5 separate regions of the Mus musculus genome follow, and all the other regions are linked to region 3. A link is a loop called in an ENCODE intact Hi-C map of the cell type or tissue named here. Cell type or tissue: heart. All regions are shown on one strand. Region 1 overlaps Gm40011. Region 2 has its middle 35 kb from the start of 1700055K11Rik. Region 3 has its middle 6.0 kb from the start of Fam209. Region 4 has its middle 86 kb from the start of 1700055K11Rik. Region 5 has its middle 95 kb from the start of Gm36156.

What was found. Peaks named below come from ENCODE experiments on the same cell type or tissue, not always from the same donor. Only the 100,000 strongest peaks of a DNase experiment are listed, where the experiment ranks them.
Region 1: a loop joins it to region 3, with 11 times the contacts of the local background. A loop is called at or near these places in 19 of 42 quality-filtered maps.
Region 2: a loop joins it to region 3, with 8 times the contacts of the local background. A loop is called at or near these places in 14 of 42 quality-filtered maps.
Region 4: it touches region 3 in a loop (13-fold over the local background); 33 of 42 quality-filtered maps call a loop at or near these places.
Region 5: a loop joins it to region 3, with 4 times the contacts of the local background. A loop is called at or near these places in 8 of 42 quality-filtered maps.

What each region holds. Positions count from the first base shown.
Region 1 is chr2:173,087,652-173,092,651 of GRCm38, reverse strand. All of the region lies in intron 2 of Gm40011, which reads right to left. Among named protein-coding and RNA genes, the nearest start is that of Gm40011, 7.4 kb to the right of the region's middle. RefSeq lists an enhancer at 3,785-5,000. In heart, CTCF peaks have their summits at 2,970 (motif pointing right) and 4,973; a DNase peak (open chromatin) is centred at 2,981; H3K4me3 peaks cover 2,065 bases; H3K27ac peaks cover 2,157 bases.
Region 2 is chr2:172,823,156-172,828,155 of GRCm38, reverse strand. No RefSeq gene overlaps it. Among named protein-coding and RNA genes, the nearest start is that of 1700055K11Rik, 35 kb to the left of the region's middle. In heart, CTCF peaks have their summits at 433 (motif pointing left) and 2,769 (motif pointing right); no DNase peak of the experiment used is centred here; H3K4me3 peaks cover 422 bases; H3K27me3 peaks cover 3,118 bases.
Region 3 is chr2:172,476,052-172,481,051 of GRCm38, reverse strand. No RefSeq gene overlaps it. Among named protein-coding and RNA genes, the nearest start is that of Fam209, 6.0 kb to the right of the region's middle. In heart, CTCF peaks have their summits at 2,823 and 3,034 (motif pointing left); no DNase peak of the experiment used is centred here; H3K4me3 peaks cover 1,091 bases; H3K27ac peaks cover 1,670 bases.
Region 4 is chr2:172,771,368-172,776,367 of GRCm38, reverse strand. No RefSeq gene overlaps it. Among named protein-coding and RNA genes, the nearest start is that of 1700055K11Rik, 86 kb to the left of the region's middle. In heart, a CTCF peak has its summit at 3,005 (motif pointing right); no DNase peak of the experiment used is centred here.
Region 5 is chr2:172,756,267-172,761,266 of GRCm38, reverse strand. No RefSeq gene overlaps it. Among named protein-coding and RNA genes, the nearest start is that of Gm36156, 95 kb to the right of the region's middle. In heart, a CTCF peak has its summit at 2,550 (motif pointing right); no DNase peak of the experiment used is centred here; H3K27me3 peaks cover 4,928 bases.

The sequences.
Region 1 (5,000 bases), 610 kb before region 3:
CCCAGATAATTATGGTCTTTAAAATGTCCTGGGGGGCTGGAGAGATGGCTCAGCAGTTAAGAGTACATACCACTCTTGAAGAGGACCTGAGTTGGGCTCCCAGCACACATGTTGGGCAGCTCACGACCAACTCTAACTCCAGGAGATCTGACATTATTATTGTTTTTTAAGGCAGGATTTCTCTGGGCAGTCCTCGCTGTCCTAGAACTCACTGTGTACACCAGGCTGGCCTCTAACTCAGGAGATCCACCTGCCTCTGCTTCCCGAGTGCTGAGGTTAAAGGCATGTGCTATCATGACCAACTAGTTTAAAAAACAGAAACAAAAAAAAAAATAACAAGACAAAACAAAACCTTTGTTTTTAATGCCTTGTTGGGCCAGTAAGATGGCTCAGTGAGTAAAAGCATTTGCTGGCTAGCCTGATGACCTGAGTTCGATTCCCATGACCCACATCGGGGAAAAAAAGAATGAACTTCTGCTAAGTTGCCCTTTACTTGTACATAGTGGTGTCATACACACACACACACTCATACACACACACAGACACACACTCATACACACACAGAGACACACATTCATACACACACACAGACACACACACTCATACATACACAGACACACATTCATACACACAGACACACACACTCATACACACACACAGACACACATTCATACACACACACAGACACACACACTCATACACACACACAGACACATTCATGCACACACTCATACACACAGACACACACACTCATACACACACAGACACACATTCATACACAAACACAGACACACATTCATACACACACACACTCATACACACACAGACACACATTCATATACACCACACACATACATTCACACACACAGACACACAAACACACAGAGAGACATACATTCATACACCCACACACTCTCATACACACACACATATACACACCACACACATACATTCACACACACATTCATACACTCATACACACACACAGACACATTCATACACACCACACACATACACTTACACACATACAAACACACACATTTTTTGGAACAATTTAATATCGGAGGGTGGGGTGGCAAGTGTCTTCTGCACAAGCAGGAGGACCTTGGCTCCCTGGTACCCAAGTGGAAGGCAAGGTGTGCCAGCAGGCATCTGTAACCTGTACCTCGGGGCAGAGACAGTTGGATCTGACATAGCTGACTCCGTGGGTCCCAGGTTCAGTACTCACCCTGTGTTGAAAATCTAAGGTATAGAGCGGTTGGGTTAGGCACTCTGTGTCGACCTCTGACCTCCACACTCGTGCACGTGCAGAGGCATGCACACACAAGGTGTCACCTCTGTGTAGTGAGAAATTCAGAGGACCTGGTGCCCTGTGTTCTGTGGGTGGAAACATCTAGGCGGTGTTTTGGGAAGGCACATTTCCCCAGAACATTCAAGTGAAATGCCAACGTGGTTCCACAGCTCGCTGCTGGGCTCCCAACCAAACTGGGACTGGGGTTTCTGAGAGAGTCGTGTATGCCCACACTGAAGCAAGACCCCATCAGTGGGCGAGGAGAAAAATAGAATGTGGACCATATGTGCAACGGCTCACTATGCAGCCCTGAAAGAGCAAGTGCTCTCCAGCCTAGGTGAACACTGAGCTCTGCTGGGCGGTGTGGTGGGAGCTCCCAGGGGAGTCAGCATCCTTGGGAAGGACAGGAGAACAGAGGGCAGCAGGGGCGGGAGCACAGAGGAATAGCGTTTAATGAGGACATTGCAACACCCATTGAACCGTTATTCAGCATGAAGACTTAGAAAGGCCATGAAGGCTACTCAACAGTGCGACACTCTGAACACCTCTAAACTAACTGTATATTTAGCCATTGTGGGGCCAGCAATATGGGTCAGCAGGTAAAAGGTGCTTGCTGCCAAGCCTTAATGACTTGAGTTCAATCCCCAGGAGAGAACTGAAGCCATCCTGACACTTGTCCTCTGAGCCCACATGCATACCTTGACACACATGAGTGCTATACGTGCACACAAATCATTGTAGTTTTAAAGAAGTACCATGGGAGCTGGAGAGGTGGCTCAGAGGTTAAGAGCACTGGCTTCTCTTCCAGCGATTCCAAGTTCAATTCCCAGCAACCACCTGGTGGCTTACAACCATCTGGAATGCGATCCAATGCCCTCTTCTGGTGCGTCTGAAGACATACATTAAATAAATAGATCTTTTGAAAAGAAGAAGTACCACAGTGGGAGCTCTTCTGTGCACTTCACAGCACTTTAACACTCTTAGTTTAAGAACAAATGAGGCTGGAGAGGTGGCTCAGTGGTTATAGAGCACTGTTGGCCCATGCAGAGGACCTAGGTCCAGCTCCCAGCAGGCACACAGCAGCTCACAACTGTTAGTAACTCCAGTTGCAGGGCATCTGACGCCCTCTTCTTGCCTCCGGGGACAGTGTACGCACACATACATGTAGGCAAAACACTCACACATGAAATAAAAATAAGCCTTTTTAAAGAGCATGCAAGGGAAAGAACATGTTCTTAGGATGCTAACCTAAGAGGCTGGGGCGAGGCCGTCCCTCAGTCAGGAAAGTGGTTGTCTAGCATGAAGCCCTGTGTTTGATCCCAGCACAGAATAAACTGCATGCAGTGGTGCAGGGTTTGTAATCCCAGCATTGGGGAGACAAGAGGCTTGGGAGTTCACAGTCATTCTTAGCTACATAGTGAGTTCAAAGCCAACTTGGACTATATGAGACCTTGTCTCAAAATAAAAAAAAAAAAAAAAAAAAAAAAAAAAAAGCAAGCCTCGTAGGTCTCTAAAGAGCAGTCAAAAATCTCCTTATAAGCAGACTTTTGGATCGGACAGCAAAGTTTGGCTGGAATGTTGACTCTGTTCTATGACAAACCCCATCCAGGAGGAGAGCGCAGCACACAGTTGCTGAAGGGTGGCAGATTCCAATGCACTGGGCTCTAACACAGCTGCAGTGCATCTAGTGCCCACCAGAGGGCAGGCGTCAACTTCTCAAACACTGGTACTGGTGATTCAAGGCACTTCCATAAACACACAAAGTCCGGACTCAATCTTGGCAGCTTACCTTGTGTTGTACCCGAGGAGAATTTGTTGATGAGGGTGGCAGGTTAGGGGAGCTACCTGGGAAGGACTTCCTTTAGAGACTTGGAGATTCACCTCTGCCCCAGCTCACGCCTGTTTTGCCAGGAGACAGTATATCCCCTTGTAACTTAGGTTGATGACAGCATTCTCCTACAAAGACCGTTAAAACGAGAGAGAGAGAGAGAGAGAGAGAGAGAGAGAGAGAGAGAGAGAGAGAGAGAGAGAGAGAGAGAGAGAGAGAGACCAACAGAAAGCATGCTTTACATCGTGATAACCTCTACAGCTGACATCGAGGTCCATTGGTGGCATCCATGTCATGATGGCTCACTTTTGGAAAGTGGCAAGAACAGGTTTTTTCCTAGGTCTGGTCTCCCGAATGAACGCTCATCTCTTCTGATGCCCATGACAGGCCTCAGGCTGGTCCTATCAGTGGTCCTGGTTTTGTCTCTAAGGCAAGTGAAACATACCGACGACAGCGAATGACTTGGAGTGTGGTGCTCATCTCCGCTCACACTCCCTCGCCCCAGCCTTTCGTAGAAGTTGATTTGTAGTGAGTACCTGGTGTGAGATGCTCACACCAGCCGCCCCACATTCCCAAGGCATGGCTGTCATAAACACGGTCACCACCAATCATCTCTGCAACCTGCACAACCTAGTGTTTCAAATGGTGTGCCTGCCTCTGCTTCCACCCTGAGCAGAGGACAGAACAGGAGGCCCGCTGTGCTGGACACCACAGAAAGTGCCACAAAAGTCTCCTGTGGCCAGGAGATGTCATACAAACAGCTCTGGTAAAATAGCTCTCTTGGGGGCTGGAGAGATGTCTCCATTGTTTAGAGCATTGCCTGTTCTTCCAGAGAACCCAGGTTCAATTCCAAGCATCCACATAGCAGCTCACAACTGCCTCCGGTTCCGAGGGATCTGAGGCCCTCCTCCGACTTCCACAGGCACCAGGCACACGAATAGTGAATAGATACCCAGGCAAGCAAAATACACACATAAAATAAAAATAAATCTAAAAAAAATTTTTTTAAATATTTCTCTTAGAGGCAACTGAGCTTAGAGGGTGGCCTGCTGTACTCATCATTTCTGGTTAATGGCTGCAAGCGTGCAGAGCAATCCAAACGTGATTAAGATTTCTCAAACAGTGATTCTATTCTAAGGCCTGAACTGTGAAAAGGAGTAATGTAGACCTGGGAGTGGGGGTAGCTCAGTGGTAGAGAGCATGCCTGCTTAGCTTAGCTTATGCTGGTCCCATCCCCAGCACCCGTGACAATAAGAACCAGAGGCAGAAACATTGAGAGGAGCCAAGGCCTTTCCTGGGGGCTCCTGGACCCTTGAACCTCTTGCTGGGTGGAAAGGCCCTTCCCCAAATGGAGGCTGTGTCTTTGAATATTCAGCGTGTGTCTGTGAATATTGACAACATGGAGGTTAAAGATATCTACCAGATGGAAAAAGACTATGTAGTCAGATAATTTGTCTATTATCTGTCTAGGAGAGAGAGAGACAGAGAGAGAGAGACAGAGAGAGAGAGAGACAGAGAAGAAACAGACAGTCAGAGACAGACAGACAGACAGACAGACATAATAAATTAGTCTATGGTCTTGGAGTATTTGAACTTTTTCTGTCTCCAGTGTTCTAATTTCAGATGAAGTACACACTAACTTTGGCAACATAAATGTGGCATGTCCCCCTCTTCTCCCCACACTGCCCTGCAGCCTCATCTTCACCCTCACCCCACCCCTGTCTGGTCACCTGCCAGGCTCTGGTGGACATGCATATTGTGTTAGCTTTGCCGTTCCCAGGGCTGGCTGGAGCTCAGGGGTGACGGTGTCTTGATTCTCTCTGGCTGCTCAGCATCCCCAGGCTTCCCCAGCAGCGGCAGCAGAGCCCTGTCAGCAGCAGC
Region 2 (5,000 bases), 350 kb before region 3:
TGGAGCACTGGGAAGAAAACTGTTTGTCACCACACCCAGCTCTGATGACCCTTGAGAGCCTGCTTTCTGAGGGGCTAGGGGTGGCCACACTGGGCACCCAGGTTTTGCTGTTCAGTTTCCACTCTGGTGTTGGTCATGCATTTGGACACCCAGCAGCCACTGGTAGGGCACCCAGCATGGGCCACCCCATCCCCAGGGCTTGACTGGCTGTCACTATTTGCATTATTTACCCTTTTTCGTTGCTATGACAACAACACACCTGACAGAAACAAGAAGTGGGTTTACCCTGGCTCTCTGTCCAGGGGTTAGAGTCTGGCCTGTAGGCGAGGCGTGGCAGGGAGGCTCTGTGTGGCAGGAATCCTTGCTGGGTGTTTGTTCTTGGCACTAATGAAGGCTACCCACGGCCTCCGCTGTGAAGGTTCTACAACCTTCCAACACTGCCCCCTGCTGGGGTCCAAGTGTTCTAACACAGGAGGAGCCTGAGTGGGGAGGGTGCTCCTGCCACATTCAAGCCAAAACACTCAGCCGCTCGGGTGTGGTCCCTCTTAATGGGAACTGCACCCCACCCTGAGAACTGCACCTTCAACTGTCCAGGAAATTAACCTCACATGGCACTGGCTGAGAACTGGTGTCAGCTGAGTGGACTCCAGTGGTCCCCATTCACTTGGGGACAGAGAATAGTCCTTCAAGGTGGAGATCCTGAGTTCCTGGGAGGACGCTGGCCCTCTGAGGCCAAGGCCAAGTCCCTTTTGTCCCGATGGTAGAACAGGGCTATCAGGCATGGATGGCTGTGTAGAAACTCAGGCCGGGTCCCACCTGGAAGGCTGCTGCTCCAGGAGCTGCTGGGAGCCACAAGCCGTAGAATGACTACAGGCTTCTCTGCTCCATGGGCAGTCAGAGGGAACGGTGACCCTGGCTGTGTCTGAGGAATCTCTGAACGAAACCAGCCTTTGCTGCCCTCCTTCCCTCCCTCCCTCCTCCCCTCCCCTCTCCCTTCCTCCTTTCTTTTCTTCTATTTAGAGACAGGGTCTCACTCTCTAGAACAAGCTAGCATTAAACTCACAGGTACCCTCCTGCTTCAGCCTCTTGAATGCTGGGACTTCAGACCTGTGCCACAATGTCTGTGCCACCTGCCTTTGTATCTACGTACTTGGCTTGGCGTAGCAGAAGGCTCTCCCCATGCAAGAGGACAGCCCTTGAGGGAGAGGGGACATGGACAAGGAGGAGAAATCAGCCCTTAGGTTCTCACCTGTCTGAGCTGGGGCCTCTTCATCAGGCAGGCCCCTCAGCCTTCTGTCTTGACTTGTGTCACACCATTGGCTGCCAGGACCATGAGGCACACCATCCTCTTATGTTCACATCAGACAAGAGCCCTGGCAACTATCCTGACGGTCCCAGACCCTCCAAGGACAGAACTGGAGACTAAAAGAATTGAGGTCATTTGTCCCAGGTCCCTGGGGAAGGATTCTGGAGTTGGATTCCTTTTAGTATGAGCACTGGCCACACCCCCTTCAGTCACAATGCACTCTTTTGCCCCCAATGACACAATTACAATCAATTGAGACACTGTCCTGAGCTGCTGGCCAGGAGGCCAATCAGCTCAACCTAGTCGCCAATCAGAATGTCGGTAAACAGGAAACGTCCGTAACAGGGACCTGGGACCCCTGGCACTCTGGGAGGTTTCTGCCAGGGTGAAAACCACCAGCTGGTCTTACATTAGTCGGCTCCTCCACCATGAGACATGGCCCTAGGGACACACATCTGCTACAGGCAGCCTGACATTAAGGCGTGGGACGCAGTCCCTCAGCAAGACACATAAGCTCGGATGCTCCTCTTGGAAGAGGCCAAGGAGACCTCCCTGTCCCTGGGCTGTGTTTGGCGTGGAAGGAGCGAGGAGGAGAAGGCACCACTTTAGTCCTTGCTAACTCCAGTTAGCAGTGCCTCCAGGACCCGCCACAACTCGAAGGTTCAGGAGCCAAGGGTGGGGTGGGGGGGGGGATGCATCTTTCTACTCTGCTATTCTCACATATTTCCTTCACATCCCAGGCATCCGTCCTGGTTGCAAGGTGGTTACATATAACATGTTCAGCCCGGTTCAGGCAGGAAGAAAGCCGTGTTCCTTTCACTTGACGCACCGCTTTCTCTCGGGCGCCAAAAGATGCAGATTTCCTCAAGTCTCATTGGCCAGAACTATGTCACGTGATCTTTCTAACCCAGTCCCTGGCCAGCAATAGATTTTCAGGACTGTTGGGGACCAATCAAGTTTCGTCCTTGGAAGCAAGCCGCCCTTGAGTTCCAGGTAACTGAACACAAGCAAGATGGAGTCTAGAAGTCTGAGGCTAGAGAAAAAAAGCATCGCTATATAGAAATAGGCAAAATATTTTAAATACTCAGATAAATGTAAATTCCGATAAATAGCCAACTTTTAACGTTCGTACGTCTCGCGTGGTGCTTGAGGCATACTGTAAGGCAGAACCGTGCAGAACCCCAGGGCGGTGGGGTCATTATACTTTCTCTGGGTGTCTAATAACCTCTCAGTTATGCCGTACAGAGCTGTCCATCACTGCCAAGACCTGCACACGGGCTGTGGGCTGATCTTTTCTGCAGTTGTGCGCTCCTGTGTTTTTGTTGGAAACGCCTTCTCTTTTGTGGAAATGGTGGGATGGTGGCTGGGATCTCACATCCCATGGCTGTAAACCCGGTCTGAGGGCTTGGCTGTGCAGCCTCCTGCTTGGCCACCTCCCCGGAAGGCGCAGCCTTGAGGCTGCCAGCAGAGGGGGCCGCAGTAGCGCGCATCCATCCCAGCGGGGCCTCCAGCTGCTGGAACTTGCACGGAATTCTGTGGCGTCTACCTGGCTAGGCTTTAACCGCCTTGCGTTTTTTGTAGGAGAATCGCTTCCCCAGTAAAAGTGTCTATCTTTACGCCTGCTCGGGGTGCAAGTGTGAATGGGTAGAGAGTATTAAAACCTGCTGCCCCTGGCTCTGCAGTGTCAGCCGCGTCCTTAAGACCGCTGTTCTATCAAGTAGAGGCAAGGTGTGCAAGGTGTGTGTGTGTGCGCGCGCACGCGCGCGCGCGCGTGTTCAGCTGGGTGTAATAGCACATGCGTATAATTCCAGCATTCGGAAGGCTGAGGAAGGATGCGAGTTCAAGACCAGCCTGGGCTACATATTAAGACACTAAAAATAAATAAATAAATAAATAAAAATCGGGGGAGGTGGAGGGGGTGCTGAGTGTTCCCTCCTGAGGATGGGAGGGGGCTGGCATCCTGTTCTAAGAGAACAGTTCGCTGTAACTCTGCGTTGTCAGGGAAGACAGGATGGGAAGGCAGTCTGGGCTCTTGAGGCAGCCCCGCCCTGGGGTCTTTGCATCTGGGCCACATGGGCAAGCCTTGGGGAGCAGCTCGGCAGCCGCCCTGTACAGCAGAGCTTGCCGAATGAAGCGGGAAGGCAAGTACAGACCGCTCGAGGGCGTGTTTCTTAATAATAATCTTCTCAACACAAAGAATAATTCAAAGTTTATGCAAGGTGATAGAAACCCCAGTGACTCAAAGGTATTTTGGGAGCGGAGCAGCTCCTCCCCAGAGTCAGGATGAGCAATCCCGAGCGATTACTAGCCACTTAATGAGAAAATTGTCTCCGGGGTGAAAATCCAAAACAAGGAGATCTTTAGGCAGAAAGGCCTGTGTTAGACCCTTTGGGCAGATGTTTGCCCAAAGCAAGGCCTCCTTCCCAAGAGGAGCCAATGAAGGCTTCCCTGGTGAGGGCTCTGGAGAAAAAAAAAAAATCCACGTGTTCTCAGGACTATGCTAAAGGGTCCAGAAATGCAGGGGTGGGGATGGGGGAAGATGGGAGGGGTAGGGGGCAGGGTCGGGGTTGTTAGTGCTGGTGGTGGTCCTCCATTTCCTGGAAGTGACCTAAATTCACACTGGGCAGCTGAGAGGTGGGCTCTGGTGGACTTCTTTTGTTCAGAGGTGCTGGCTCTCCATGGGGGATGAGAAGGCGTAGCTGGACTCTCACAGCTTTCTTTTGACTCCTTCCCCCCAGTCATTTTCTTTTAGCTTTCCCCCCAGGCAGTCTGTGCCTAGCCTGGCCTTACTTCAGGAGTCAGGGGACAAAGCAAAGCTAAAGCTACCCTGGAATCCAGAACACCATGGCCCCGTTTTTTTCCTATTAGGCTAAGTCAATAAAGTTGGCCTGAAGCATTTGGCAAGCGCCTGTGGCCTGGATGCTTTCTTTTTAAAGGTCCCTGCCTCTTTATCCTGTGTGCAGAGACTCCTCAAACCCAGAGGCTTTGTTCATTTCTTTTGACACAGGGTCTCCTGTGAACCAGTGCAACTCCAAGCTGAAACTGTAGCTAAGGCTGACCTTGAACTCCCCAGTCTCCTGCCTCACCTCCTCAGGGCTGGGATTAAAGGCATGTGCCATTATACCCAGTTTATGCTGTGTTGGGGATCAAAGGCAGGGCTTTGTGCATAGTAGGTGAACACTCTACCAGCCGAGCCCCAGCTCTAGCTCCTAAAAACTCTTGTAAGGGAAAGCTATACTTGGCCCTGTGGCTTTTAGAAGAATCAACAACAAGAACAACAACCGCTAAATGGATAATAAAGAGGCTGCGGGAGTGTGTGAAGGATGCCCCCGCTGCACCAAAATCCTGAGGCACACCCAGGTGCAGGTGGGAACTCCAGCCCTGGAGCAGGTTACTTCCCACAGGCAGAGGGGCCTCCTGGTCTATCCCAGAGCTGGCAATAAAGCCTGCAGAGTCCTGCCTAGCCCAGATCCAGGGCTCCAGAGAGATCGCGGCTATTAAAGCAATAAATATGAAAACAGTGTATTTCAATCAATCATCAACGAAGCCTGGTTTATCCCGAGTCTCCATGTAGTAAAAATTGGCTCCAATATAATTTAGCCCACATCAGAAGTTAGATTTAGAAGGAGTATTGTAGAGAAACTACAAATTACGTTTTTAAAGATTGGTCTGTAATTACAGGCTTAATTAATTA
Region 3 (5,000 bases):
AATAGAGGGAGTCAGATCTCGTTACGGATGGTTGTGAGCCACCATGTGGTTGCTGGGATTTGAACTCCGGACCTTTGGAAGAGCAGTCGGGTGCTCTTATCCACTGAGCCATCTCACCAGCCCCGGGTTTTCTTTTCAAGACAGGATTTCTCTGTATAGCCCTGGCTCCCTTAAAACATGCTCTGTAGACCAGGTTAGCCTCAGACTAGAAAAACTCTGCCTCAAAAAGTCATTTTCTGTTTTGTTTTGTTTTTGAGTCCACCTGCCTTTACCTTCCAGTGCTGGTATCTACCTCCCCTCCTTAAATGGTTAAGGGTCCCTTCTATCTTCCTGGCCTCCACAGTTCAGGGGTCCTTGAAGATAAACACGAGAGATTCTGCGTGGCACTTTCTGATCAGCTCTCTGTTTTTAACTTCCTGAGGACTCTCCACGCTGCCTTCCAAGGTGGCCAGGTTGTTTTCTGGTCCTAGCAAGTCACTGAGGTTTCTTACTCCAACCCTGTGGTTGTACCCTCAGCAGCAGCAGCCTCAGCCCCCCACCCCCATCCTGTCTGCAGCAGGCTGCATGTACCCTGCACCCTGCCTGTGTCCTCTCCACCGGTTTCCTCAGCTCAGCCCTCAGCTTACACACTGGGGTGCTCTTGCTTTGCAGCCCTGGCTCCCTCATGCTGCTCCTGCCCCGTCTGCCCCTGGGCTGAGCTACAGGCGTGGTCCACAGAACTTGAAAGCTTCTTGAACAACAAATAGGCGAAGGACTGTCTGATTGGGAAATGAGAGGACCCGTGAGAGAGGGTGACTCTGGAGTGACAAGATCACCTGAAGTGGCTTGGGGGTTGAGAGGGTCCAAGCAGGAACCCCCAGTCCCAGGCCTCCTGGAGTTCAAAGCTCTCTGCAGACCCAATGCCTCTCCCCTTGCCTTGATTTGAGTGGGCATTGTCAGGGTGCTTAGGTGACCTTGTAGGAAGAAATGGGGCGTTCAGATGCTTCAAGGCCACCAGCCCTGAGCCCCATTGGTGTATCAGGTCCTGCCAGGGAGCTTAGTGTCCTGTTTGCAGCAGCAGAGCCCTGGTCTCCAGGCTCTGTCCGACCCATCTGCTCTTCCACACTCCCTGCCCCTCTTCTAGGTAAGTCTCTCCAGTTTTCACTTGACCCGTGACACCCCAGGGAATTTAAGTCCCAAGGGCCCAGTGCCAGTCACCATTCCTTCTGCTCATGCTTCCTCCATGGGGTCTGGGGACAGAAGTGAGTCAATCTCTTGGAATATGACACTTGTGTCTTTATTTCCAGGTCAACCATTCCAGAAAAGCTGGAGAAGGGAGCAGATAGGATCATGGTTCCTGTCTGTGGATAAGGAGCCCAGAGTCCGCAGCTATCTAGCTCACTGTTGCGGGTGGGGGGTGGGGGGTGGGGGTGCCGGGAGCAGTTATTCACTGCAATGGGACAAAGGACATCAAGGAGCCAGCCTGGGCCAGCTGAAGCAGGGGTGGGCTCAGAGACAGTTGCAAACATTAAGACACCGGCTTTCTTTCTTTTTTTTTTTAAAGGGGCTACTTGGCCCTTCCTCTCTTCTTTTTTTTTTTTTAATATTTTATTTATTATATGTAAATACACTGTAGCTGTCTTCAGACACTCCAGAAGAGGGAGTCAGATCTCATTACAGATGGTTGTGAGCCACCATGTGGTTGCTGGGATTTGAACTCTGGACCTTTGGAAGAGCAGTCGGGTGCTCTTACCCACTGAGCCATCTCACTAGCCCCCGGCTTTGTTTTTTTTAATTTAATTTTAAAAATTTAATTTTAAAAAAAGATTTATTTATTTTATGTACACGAGTACACAGTTGCTAACCTCAGATGCACCAGAAAAGCCATCGGATCCCATTGCAGATGGTTGTGAGCCCTCAGGTGGTTGCTGGGAATTGAACTCAGGACCTCTGGAAGAGTGGCCAGTCTCAAACGCTGGATCGTGCAGTCTCTCCAGCCCTTAATTTAAATTTTAAACTAATTTTTTGTTGGTTTTGTTAGGGCTGGAACCCAGGACCTCAAACGCGTTAGGCGAGAATTCTTACCACCGAGCTACACTGTCAGCTGAGAATTCATGTGTGTGTGTGTGTGTGTGTGTGTGTGTGTATGTGTACTGAGCCCAGAGTCTGAGGACTGCCAGGCAAGTTCTATACACTCAGCTTCTTGCAGGTTTTCTCTCTCTCTTTCTCTCTCTCTCTCTTGGTTTTTTTTTTTGGGGGGGGGGGGAGACAGGGTTTCTCTGTATAGCCCTGGCTGTCCTGGAACTCACTTTGTAGACCAGGCTGGCCTCGAACTCAGAAATCTGCCTTCCTCTGCCTCCCAAGTGCCGGGATTAAAGGCATGCACCACCACGCCCAGCTTGGATTTTCTCTTTTTTAACCCCAGGCAGCGGCACCCGGGACCTCACCTCAGAGTGACCACTTAGCCCTTCCGTATTTACTTACGGCCTCTCTTTCCCACCAGCGGAATGCCAGCCTTCTGTAGGTGTTTTGTCTTCTCTTCTGTCTTGTTCACATCATCTAAAACAGCAGTATATCTGTTGAGCCCATGAGCAAATACAGGTTGTTAATAAACTATGGAAGCCTGGCTTGCGGTATGCCTGTAACCCCTGCTCTTGTTTAGGCAGAGGCAGGAGATTCAGAGTTCAAGGCCATCCTCAGCTACACAGCCAGCTTGAGATCTTCTATCTCCATCAAAGGTGGAAGCCAGGGGTAGTGACCCACACCTGATTCTACCATTCAGGAGTCTGAGGCAGGAGGATCACACACAGGTCCAGGGGTCATCTGAACTACAAAGTGAGTTCTAGTCCAGCCTGTTTCAGGCCTTGTCTCAAAACAAAATAAAGCCAAGAGGTCTACACTGTTCAATGCCGGCTTCTATGTTAACTGACAGTGAGCTTCACTTTGCATATGACAAGATTGTAAGTGAAAGCCCCCCCCCCCCAGTATTCCAGCTCAGGCTTTGGAAACTGCATTCTTGTTCCAATGGGCTTTGTCTGCCACCTAGTGGCCATATAAGGATCTTCATGCTTCATACACTGGCTCTAAAGGAACTTTGCTGTGTCGAGCAAATCTGTCTTCAGACATGCAACCCCATGCTTGATTAGACAACTATTCATATATTCCTGGTGATAGTGCAGACAGGCACACTACCTCTAGAGGTAATGTGGAAATGTCTGTCAGAGTTCCCTCTCTCAAGAGGCTGCCTGGAGGTTCACACTCAACCAACCCGGACACGTACGAGGTGTTTGTGGTTACAAATGATTGGAAACTCCCTGAGATTCCCTATAGATGGGTGTGGTGGGACATTCAGAGGCACCTGCACATACATGGTCTGTCCTGAAGCCGGAGGGAAAACCAAGATGTGTTCTTAGGAAGGCTGTGAAGAAAGAGAAACTGCAGGCACACTTGCCTTCCTGTGAGAAGGCAGGCACACGGATCAGAGCAAAAGGCACAGGACAAAAAATAGACTGTAGAGACTGGCTGTCCTTAGGGCTATTCTGGGAAGCAGTGGGGAGAAAGAGAGGAGGAGGGAGAGGGAGAGAGTGGGAGGAGGGAGGGGAGGAGAGAGGGAGGGGGAGGGGAGGAGAGAGGGAGAAAGAGTGGGGGAGGGAGAAGGGGAGGGGGAGGAGAGAGGGAGAGGGAAAGAGGGGGAGGGGGAGAGAGGGAGCGGAGTGGGGGAGAGAGGGAGATAGAAAGAGGGGACCATCTTCCCAAACTAGGTGCCCCTCCATTATTGCAAGGCAGGGTAAAGGGGTGGAGTTACATCTTAGGCACTCAGCTCTCCTGGTGGTCAGAACATCCCAGCCCACCCACAGACAATCCCTGGTCCCTTTGGGTTCCCTCGGGGTTCTGGAGCTGGGGGCTATGGACTTTTTGAGGATCCAAGACACACTTCTGGCTACAAGCCCCAGCCTCTCCACATTGGCTGTAGACGGAATAGGAGAGCAGGAAGTCTAGTGAGATGCCTGGTTGCACACAGGGGAGAGACGATGACAGAGCAGAGCGTGCCGATGCTGAGGTATGGAAGGGCTTCCTGCTAACTCCTGGAAGGCCTCGCTGGGGCTGCTGCTGACACGGGAGACCAGAATGGCAACAGGGCTATTGATGTCAGCTGGGGAGACATCAGATGTCAGCTGGGGGAAGGGCAGTTCAAAGGTCCTAAGATAGGGATGAGCTGGGCCAGCTTAGCCAGGAGGAGACTGGCCTCATAGGCTACAGCAGCGAGGTAGGAGTGGAAGTGGCCGTGGATGTGGCCCGGGAGATGGTGCCACAGATTACTGGTACAAAAGAACACAGGGTTCTACCAACCAATATTGGGTTAATGTCAATTTTCTGGTTTGCTGCTGTGCTTTAAGTCACCCACAGGATAAATGAAGGGCGTTGGGGGTGGGGGGCTTGCCTCTTGGTAACTTTCTGCTAATCTAAGTTTTCTTTCTTTCTTTCTTTCTTTCTTTCTTTCTTTCTTTCTTTCTTTCTTTCTTTCTCTCTCTCTCTCCCTCTCTTTCTTTCTTTCTTTCTTTTAAGCTGGGAGCTCATAATATCCTAGGCTGGCCTTGACCTTCCTATATGGATGAAGCTCCGATCCTCTTGTCTCCTCAGGCATGAACCACCACACCCCAGTTTATGCAGCATGGGATCTAACCTAGCATCACACACACAAGGCAGATGCTCGAGCTGCACACCCGGCTCTGGGATCTGCCATTTTCAGAATAAGGCGCAGACTGCTGCGGGTCAAGGGCTCCTTTGGGTGAGATGTGTGATCTTGACTCAAGGAACAGTTTCTCACGGCCCTCTGCTGTTTATTTCTTTGGCCTCATTTCTGTGGCTTGGGACCAGAGGCCAGGGGAAAGGCAGGGTTGAGTGTATCAAAAGCAGCAGATGGAAACAACTCTTTAACCCACTTCGCATGCACTACACATTGGACTTATTTTCTATTGCTACGTAAGAAAATTACCAGAAACTTCACGACTTAAAACAAC
Region 4 (5,000 bases), 300 kb before region 3:
ACTCACCAGGAGTGACACTAAGCACACCAGCAGATACAAAATGACAGGAGGATGAAGAATGGTGTGGGCTGAGATCTGTCACACTGCCTCCACTGCCCGCTGAGGAACTGACCCAGCTGGGGTCTTGCTCTCCAAAGTATGGAGCTTGGGCAAGCAATACAGCTCTGTCATGAACCTGCTAAAGACAGATCCTTGAGGGTCTACCAAAACCTGGTGCTCAGAAATATGAAACAGGATGCTGCAGTGGCCTAGGGGCCTGTTTCCTGAAAAACACAGATCTAGAATGTTCCTCTTCTGTGTCCAGAAGGGCCTTAGGTGCTACTCTGTCCTGTCACAAACATGTCCCCAACCATCCAAGAAGCCACTGTTTCTGCAGGCCAGAGACAATTGTCAGAGACAGCAGGCTACCGCTGGTAAGCAACAGAAGCCAGCATCCTGACCCACGGGATCTACAACAAGGCCTCAGTGGTCTTGACTGCCTGTGAGGGTCGCTCACAGCACAGCCATGTCCCTGGGGAGGGAATTAAAGAGACCACACTGTCTCAGAAATGTCTCTGTTTACCGGAGTCACCTGAGACCCTTGACAGGCACGGTGCAGAGTCCCAGGGTGTACTCTTCCCAGTTCCAAACCCAAGGACAAGAATTGATGCTTCCAGAAGGTTCTCCAGGAGGGCTGACTCAGAGGGTTGATGTGACAGCCTGTGTCTCCCCAGAAGGAGAATTTGTTGGAGAGGGTGAGTGAATCTTACTTCTGTGTAAAGCCAAGACACACGTGCAACACACGACAATGAATATTTCATAAGGGGAGCAATTAGGGGACGATGTCTAGTAAGGACCTGTGGGAATGAACACCAAAAAAGGTGGCCCAAGGTTTTCACTAGACACCTGGGCTCATCCCAAGCCCAATCCTGACACCCACCCATCTTTATGAAGTGGGGTGACAAAGACCCCCCAGTAGCTTCACTTGAAAGAAGAAAACCTGAGAGAGAGAGAGAGAGAGAGAGAGAGAGAGAGAGAGAGAGAGAGAGAGAGAGAGAGAGAGAGAGAGGTCCCTTGGTGTGCGGCTTGAGACGGTTCGTCCATCAATTCTTCCACGTATTAAAAAGGTCACCTGAGTCCCTTGGGAGCCCCCTGTGTCCTCGGGAAGCCACACATGTTTTGTGGAAGCTAAGTGCTTTCCATGGAAGCCAGGTGAGGATTTGGGACTGGTGCTCCATAGCTGTGATCTACACCCACGGACAGATGCCCAGTGCTCTCTACGTAGCCCACAGACAGTTATTCACTGAGAGCAGTGCTTGGCTACAAGATAGATTTTGTAGCCTGGACACCATGGCCCATGCAAACAGCCCTTACACCCGTGAGGCAGAGGCAACCATCTCTCAAGCTCCAGACCAGGCTGGGTACATGGGAGACCATGCCTCAAAACACTACTGCTAACATATGGAAGATGCTCTGGGCAGACGGTGTTGCCCTTCTGGAGGCCCCTGGGGTCCTGGGCATATGTGAAGTGGGCTGGTTATACCATGATGTCGCATAGTGACACAGGTACTGTTGCATCACCTGGGCTGTATCACCATGTCACCCCATCCCAAGTCAAGCGGTGCTGGCACATGGGCCATCTGGTGTCTGATGTTGGCTGAGTTCAGGTTAATATCCCTAGGAAGATGGTCCTCTGGCATCGCATGTCTGAGATGTCCTTGCCAGCCTGGGTGTCTCTTCTTACAGGGTGTTTACACTCCCAGACTCCTTTGCAGCCAGGTAGGACAGGAGCTCCCACTCCAGAGTGCTAGCTATAGAAGTCTGGTTATAGAAACCAGGATGGTGGCTGTGGAGGCCCAGAGCTCTTCGCCCAGCTCAGCAGGGCCCTGAGCCCCGGGACAGGCCTCAGGAAGATAAGCCTGCCCTTGGCCCCCTGGCATAGGACAGGTGCTAGGTAGTTCCGCATGTTCTTGTCTGACTTCAGTCATGGAAAACATGCCTTCTGGGCTCCCTTCAGACTTGACTACAGTGAGGAGGGCCACCAGAGGGAGACTTGAGGGCCACGGCAGGCTCTAGAAGAGCAGAGACAGCTCCAGGGGCCGGTAATGGGGACAGACTGGACCTAGAGCAGTGTCCAAACTCTGCAGACTGTGACATCCAGCCCCAGGAGCACCCATATATCTCTTTAAACTCTTAAAAAACCATTCAAACTGGATAGATCTGTGCTCTGGTCTCACTTTTGAACTTCACAAGCCATGTGGCCTTGGGCAAGTCGCTTCATCCCCCTGGGCCTCAGCTTCCTCAGAAATGGAGTCTGCATCAGGAGGTGGTGGTGATGTCAGGGGCTCCACACAGCACATGGCACTCAGCCCCACTGCTCTGCTCACTGGCTTCCATGAACTTCCTTTCATATCTCCATGGAGGCATGCTGCTCCCGAGCCCCTGACAGACTCTCCTCAGAGCCCAGATGCACTGCCTCCAGTATCTACAGTAAAGAAGCACAGAGCGGTTGTAGCTACACCTACACGCCCAAACCACACAGGATGAGGCCGAAGACAATCCTATCCCATCGCTCTCTGGTCACCTGTTCCTGATTATAACAACACAGCTCTCCCTCAACGGGCTCCCCTCTGGTAATGGGTTGTCTCTAATCATTAGTCCAGACTCCTCTTCACTGAAGCCGTGTCTGAAGGGAGCCCAGAAGGCATGTTTTCCATGACTGAAGTCAGACAAGAACATGCAGAATTACCTAGCACTTGTCCTATGCCAGGAAGCCAAGGGCAGGCTTATCTTCCTGAGGCCTGTCCTGGGGTGTTCAGGGCCCTGCTGAGCTGGGTGAAAAGCTCTGGGCCTCCACAGAAACCATTCTGGCCAAGATTGCCAGCCATGGAAAGTTCTGAGTGTAACCTCTGAAGACACACAGACCTGATCAATGAATGAGCTGGAAGAGCCACCCTCCCTCAGGACAGGTCAATGGTCTGTTCTGGGGCAGGAGAATCTCCTGGCTGGTGTAATGACAATTCTTGCCACCAGGTGGCGCACAGAAAGGTGCCCTGTCGTTTTCCTTAAAAGGACTTGAGAGGCAGAGGGTTGGCATGACCCTCAGACTATACAAACCAGTGGTCACATAGTGTTTCCTGACTTAAAAAATAACAGTTCCCCCATCTTACCAAGTGGTGACTATGGCAAGACACTACAATGGCACAGAGCAGATGCCCAGAGAACGTGCATTCACTGTGGAAATGAACATCATGAGTGAATCTAGAGGTGCCTTTCTGTTTCCTAGAGCCAACACCCTTGGGTGCCTGCTCGCTGCTGTGGACAAACCGATGGGCAGAGGTGGGCAGACAGACAGTGGGAGACACCATCACCTGACTTCCAGTGATGGGACCGAGGGCCTGACACACAGCAACTCCCTAAAGAAGAAATGGGTGGAAAGGACTGTAGCCAAAGGGCAGCCTTGAGGCAGCTTCTCCTGTGTAGGAGGCCACTGCCGGGGCTGAGTTAACACACACACACACACACACACACACCTCAGAGATTAGCCACTTCTTAGCATTAGAAAGTCAGATACTATCCATGTCCCCAGTTGCCACCAAGCTACCAAGCTGTCATGTACCTTGGACACTTCCCTTTGGTTCTGGAGTCTCCAATTAGCTCTATGCCTCCTTCAGCTGCAGCCTGTCCACAAGCCAGAGGAGGGGTCCCGAGTTCCATCTCCTCTCCTTACAGCTGATGGTGACTGAGTGTTTCTTCTGGATTGTTTGTCTGGGACACGTGCTTGACCAGTTGAGGTCTGGCTGGCTTCTGTCACTCAGGTGAGCACCATTCCTGGGTACACACACACACACACACACACACCTGGGGGCACACATACCTGGTAGACACAGCTAGGAAAGTGGGTAGGTGTGAACTCTCAGCCTCTGCGAGGCAGGCACAGGTGACCACTACTCTGCAGATGTGGAAGGCCAGACCCAAGGTCACTGGCCTTGATGGAGGTGATGCTAGGATGGAGCTCACACAGACTCTGCGTCTCGTTGCTGGGCAGCCTCATCCTGCCCTGGGAAGCTGCAGACTTTCTAGGAAAGTATGAAGTGAAGAGATGACTTTCTCAATTGTGGTGACCCAACAGTTGGGAATAGCAAAGGCCACTTTGCTCTGTCGTCTTTGAGCCGGGTGAGTTCCTGGCCCTAAAGACTTCCCATGAGACTTGCCAGGCTGGAGACTTGTCAGGCCTGGGTAGGCAGCGTCTTGATAACATTCGCCTACCACCCTGACATGGCTCTTCCTTGCTTGGCTACAGGCTGAGAGGGAGGTCCCAGAGCTCAGTCTCCACAGAAGGCAGAGAGGACAGGAAAAGCTTCTTCCTAGAGAAAAATGTCACCCAGAAAGGCTGTGTGACAGACAGGGTGCAGTTCTGAAAGCCACGCTAATCAGAGGCTCCAAATAACCTGCACATCATCCAGGTTTCCTATGTTGGTGTCTCTCCTGGGTTCAACTGCTGCCAGGGAGGGGACTGCCGTCCAAAAGTTGTCTCTGACCTCACACAGGTGGTATGCATGCACACACACAGAAGCACATGGACACATACTGATACATATGCAGAGACACACAGATGCACACACGAGTGGCCGCACCCACAACACACCGAAGAAAAGCACCTGGCCTTTGGAATCAGGTCAGACTCAATCCTTTACAAGTATTTTGCAAGACAGAGAAAACATCCTCTAGGCAGACTTGGCTGTGGTGCCGGCTGATGGGAGCCTCTGCTCTACTGGGTGAGAGAGGCTGGGCATTCAGTTGTACAGCCACACGGAGCTTCGCTTGTGTGTGTGTGCGCGCACACACAGTGTGGTCTTGGTAAACTCGGATAGACAGACAGATCCCAGGCCTGGAAGTTTCAGCTGAGCCAACAGCCAGCAACTTGGTGGTGACCCCAGAACTTGGATCCCAAAGAAGTCCCTACAACCTTTAAAGGGTGCCATGACCACGTCTCCAATGTACAGAGAGCAGAGGTTGGC
Region 5 (5,000 bases), 280 kb before region 3:
TGGGCGTGGCAGGGGTTGACTGTCCAGAGCCTCCTGGCAGGGCTGGAGTTGGGGGTGCAGTATGAGAAGCTATAACCTCAGGCCAGGTCCTTGACCTCATTTTGCCTCAGTTTCCATGTTGGGAGCTTCGTAAAGGGCTGCCGCTGAGGCGACTAATTACCATTTATTAACCTCAGGCCTGGAGCCATTGTGGTGAAAGTCTCCACCGAGGACTGCGTGTTTTATTGTCATAATCACTATGGGCTTAGAGGAAATTCAAAGAGGTATTTTATTACCTGAATTATAGAAGTTTCTCTGCTTGGGAGGGACTGTCCCAGGGTAATTAGGCCAGACAGAGCCCTGCTGAGAGACTCTCAGCCTGCAAAGGCTTCTTGCTAGCTCTCTCTACCTGGGAGTCTCCTGACGACCAGGTATTTCTGATGAGTCACTGGGACACAAGCAAGTGACCCCAGGAGGCTGAACACTGAGCTGCACGGCCTATGAGCCAGGAGATGCAAAGCCAGAGAGAACTTGATCCCTGTTAGCTCCCTGGGTATCGCCCTGCTTGGTCTCTCTGGGGAGGTAGGGGGGCAGTCAGTGCAGGGATGGGGTCAGGATAGGGATGCCCCCTCACGGGCTTCCTCTGACCCCTGTGGTATATAATGGGGCACAGACAGAGCTTTCAGTTACACCGGAACTTACAGACAGACACAGGACAGCTCATCCCTGGCCGGTTGACTTCAGCCTTTTCACACTGGTTCTTATATGAGTGTGTCACATTGCCAAATAAAAGCCCGTTTCCCACAGGTCAGGGGTCTGGAAGGAGATGGCTGCAGGGACCATTTTGGCAGTTCCGTAGGATTGGAGTTCCCTGGAGGGATGGAAGATGACATCTCAGCATCACCCCAGAGCACAAGGGAGGATCGGTATCACTGTCTGCCTCCGTCAGAAAAGTAAATATTCCCCCAGAATTAGCCTCAGGACCTTTGCACATACCGTTTGCGCACACGTCACCGAGGCTGCTCACCCTTTTCCTCATTCCTGGTTTTAGAGTCACATCTCAGTTCCCAGAGGCCCTTGGGCCCAGGGTTCACTCGGTCCCAGTACTTCTGATTGACTTCTGACACAAGGATTTTGGGCTTCCTGTGTCCCCTGAGGACTGGAAGACCTATGGGGACAGGGACTTGGTTACTCCTATGAAACCTATGCCCCCTGTAGCCCCACCTCCAGTGTGCCAGGAACACAGAAGCAGAGTTTTGACATCTGTGACCAAAGCTTAGATATCTGGCTATAATCATCTGGCGATAATCCTTAGTTTCCTTGGGATGATCATATGTGGGATGTTTTGATGCCAAATAGGGGGCCCAGTTAGGTTATATCCTGGAGCCCCTTGGCTCCTCACCTCTGGGGGCCAACATGTCACTCCATCTCCTCAGGGAGGGAAATGACAGGGGTTGTCATTGGGTACAATGTCCTCAGGCTAGACCTACAAGCCTATTATTTGTCTTGCTCTTGAAACTGGCCATCAGGCCCACTGGAGGAAGAGCCTAAAGTGGCAGGCCACATCTCTCCTGACCCCTGGCCGCATTCCCACGACCATCCACAAAGATTGCTGGGCCCTGCTGTGCTGGGCCTGGCTGGCACCAGGATGGCCTCCTAGGGGCCATGTGCCTGGTGCATGGCACTCACAGGCTGCTGGCACAGACACAGGTGGAGGGAGTGGGTGGACAGACTATGGTCCTGGGTTGAGGACAGTGGCTGCGTAGCCACATCAGAGCTGAGGAGAACAGACACGACCGGATCGCATGGCCCTTTCCCTCCAGATCCCCATGTCTGTTCCCCATGCCCTTCCCCACCATGTCGTTCGGCCTGTCAGCTCGCATGTTCTTACCCCAGTCCCATGGGACCTTTGGTGCTCCAACCCACGTTGGTGTCTATCTGATCTTTGGGAGGTAGGACCTGGATTTCTCAGGCAAGCACTTTCTGGCTTTAGCTCAAGCCAAATCAGGGTCACAAGTCCCAGGGAAGCCCTACGCCACTTTCTCTCCCTCCGCTCCTCACAGCTGCCCTTCAGACAGGCTCCCTGGAAGCCAGTCAGAAAAGCCACTCTACTCTGCAGTGGGGAGGAGCGGAAGCAGGCTGGGCCAAGATGTCCTGTCTCACGCAGCTTCTCAAAGAAGAGACCTGGACCAGACAGCTGGGTGCTCCTGCCGAGTTCCTGAGCACAGATGAGAGCTTCTAAAATTGGGCAGGGAGCACCAAGAAAGTGCCCTACCTCACCTTCTAGCTGGGGTGGGAGTCCTCCTACCTCCCCATCCTGCCTCCCAGACATATTGGGCCAGCTCCGGAGGCTGGCTCAGTTTAGTCTCCTCAAACCCAAACTCTTAGGGCCTCTCTGCCGCAAACAGCCCGTACCCTGCAGCACCTAGAATTGTGCAATGGTCGGATGAACTTTCTGCCTGCAGGGGCCCTGTGAATCCATTTGAGGGAAGAAGGCAATCTTTCCACCTACTGCAGGCGGCTCATGAAGTGCTGGAGGCTGGCCTTGGCCGTGCCTGTCCGCTTGGACCAGAAGAGGGCAGCGTTCCCCTGCCCAGGGAGAGGCACTGAATGGCTGTGCTTGGGAGTGGTGGGGGTGGGGAGTGGCTCCAAGGTCCATTCACATCTTGGAATGGGATGGCTTTGCTGGGTCTCCCACAAGTGGGAGAGGACACAGGTCTCCCATTGGAGGCTGAGAGCCTTAGAAATTAAAGACAAAGTCGACTTTTCACACGTCCCTTCAGGTCATTCTGCAAATGTGCAAAGAAAACCAGGGCTGGGGAGTTGCTCTGCAGGGAAAATCCTTTTCCCTAAGCTCGAGAACCTGAGTGTGGATCCCAGGCTCTGACATGGAAACCAGAGTATGCCTCTAATCTCAGCTCTGAGGTATGGGGTAGAGACAAGAACATCTCAGGGGCTTGCTGGAGGGGGGCGGGGGCAATCTACACTTCTGGGAATTGTGCTTTCAGTGGGAGACCTTGTCTCAAAATAAGTGACAGTAAGCCAACAGACTAAACCTTCGGGAAGGCCAGGCAGCCTCTGCATCAGGAACTCAGGACTTCCTGTGGGATTTCATTCCTTCTAGCAGAAACTCTGGGTTTGTGGAGACAGTTGGGGACAATTGGGAACAGTAGGTTTCAGATGCAACTGTCATTTAAAGAGAACTCCAGCCACAGCCAGGGGTGCAGCTGAGCAAGGCAGCAGCATCTCAGAGCCTTCGTTTTCTCATCTGCGAAATGGGGACAGTGAAAACAGTAAGTAGCTCTGGGGTCTGATGGATGTGGAAGGCTCAGGGTAACAGATTGGTCTGGTGGGTTAAGTCCCTGGCATGGAACACTTGTTTTTCAGTGTGCCATTAGATTAGCACCCCAGAGCACTGTGGCAACATCCTAGATAATGCTGGCCATCCAGCTTGTCCTACAAGAGAGAAGCATGCAGCTTGTTTCCCATAAGCCCCTTGGCCCACTGTCTGTCACGCCCTCAGATTGAGAAAGTGCTGATAATGGTTGGTGCACGATGACCAAGTCACCACTGAAGGAAGCAGATTCTCGGGACTCAGCCCTTTTCTGTCATTAATTGGCTCATCAATACATAGCCATCCATACAGCTTACAGACAGGTCCTGGGGTTCCATTCAGTCTGTCAGCCGCCTGCCTTCTGGTTAGAGAATGAAGGACCCAGGAAATCAAGGGCAAGCTCTAAGGAAGACAGAAACACAGAGGCTGGAGAGGCTCCCCATCCAGCCCTGAGAATTCAGATCTGATCACATTTGGGAACTACTGAGTTCCCGCCCCAGGCGGGGGAGGAGCCAAAGTTACCTGAGTCACAGATCCAGATTTCAAAGCTCCCCACCCCCAACCCCTGCACACACTCTCAGGGGTCTCTGGTCCCAGTCTCACGCCTGGGCAGTGGTCATCCTATGGGTGGGGGTGGGGGGTCACCTTTTCAAACAGACTCCCTCTTCTTTGTCACAAGACAAATTGAATCCTGATAGTTAACACACCAGGAAACACTGCAGCCCCACCCCTGCCTCTGGTTCTAGTGTCGGAAGACGAAGGCTACTCCAAGGACCCCCTAAGGAGGATTCCATTACTGCATAATAAGGAGGCTGCCCATGGTGAACTACACAGAAGAGACAGGCGACAAATGGGTGTCTCTGGCACGTTATCTTCTGCAGCATGTAGATGGAGGTCCTGGGTGACTGCATTTCCCTAGGGTGACATCTCAGTGAGGGGTCTATAGTCCCTGCCCAGAGCCTGGTGAGGAGGAAGTGTGTGCTGGAACGACAGCTTAGGCGTTCCTGTTTCTGCCAGTCCTGGTCATAGCTGCCTAGAGACTAGCTCTCCCCTGTATCTGAGGGTGACTCCCTAAAGTCTGAGCTGTCCCTTGAAGCTGGCATTTCTGCAAATCCTGGAAACCAGAGGAGGTGCTTTAGAGCTCACGCTAAATGCAGCCAGCCCTCAGCTTTGCCCAGCACACAGGCACAGAGCCCTTGGCACGCTCAAAGCCTCGTTTCCAGCCTTGAAAGAGCTGGCCTTCTCAGCCAGCTGAGCCCGTGGGAGTGTTCTGAAAAGAAACCCGATGTCTCAAGTATTTGCCATCATTAGTAGTATTATTCCCGTTTTATCCTCAGCCGACGGGGAACTGGGGAGGCCCAGGCTGGCTCCAGGGGGGGTGCTGTCTGTGTGGCCCACAGAGGCTGGGCATGAGGACAGTCCCAGGCTTCTAGGAACCATGTTCCCATGGCTTTATTCCCTCAGTGGTGGCAGGGCTCACTTCTGTTCAAACCAGGGCTGCCTTCTCAGCCTTTTAAATCTGGCCGAACACTTGGGAGGGGGGCGCTGTTTCTGATGATAAGGAGTCAGCCATTTCAATTTGCCCGTGTCTCAGGGGAGGGCAGGTAGCTGGGCAACGGTGTGAGGGGTAGTGAAGGGTTAAGGGTTTTGGAATCAGAAGCCCCTACTGGCCCTTCAGATGCAGCCC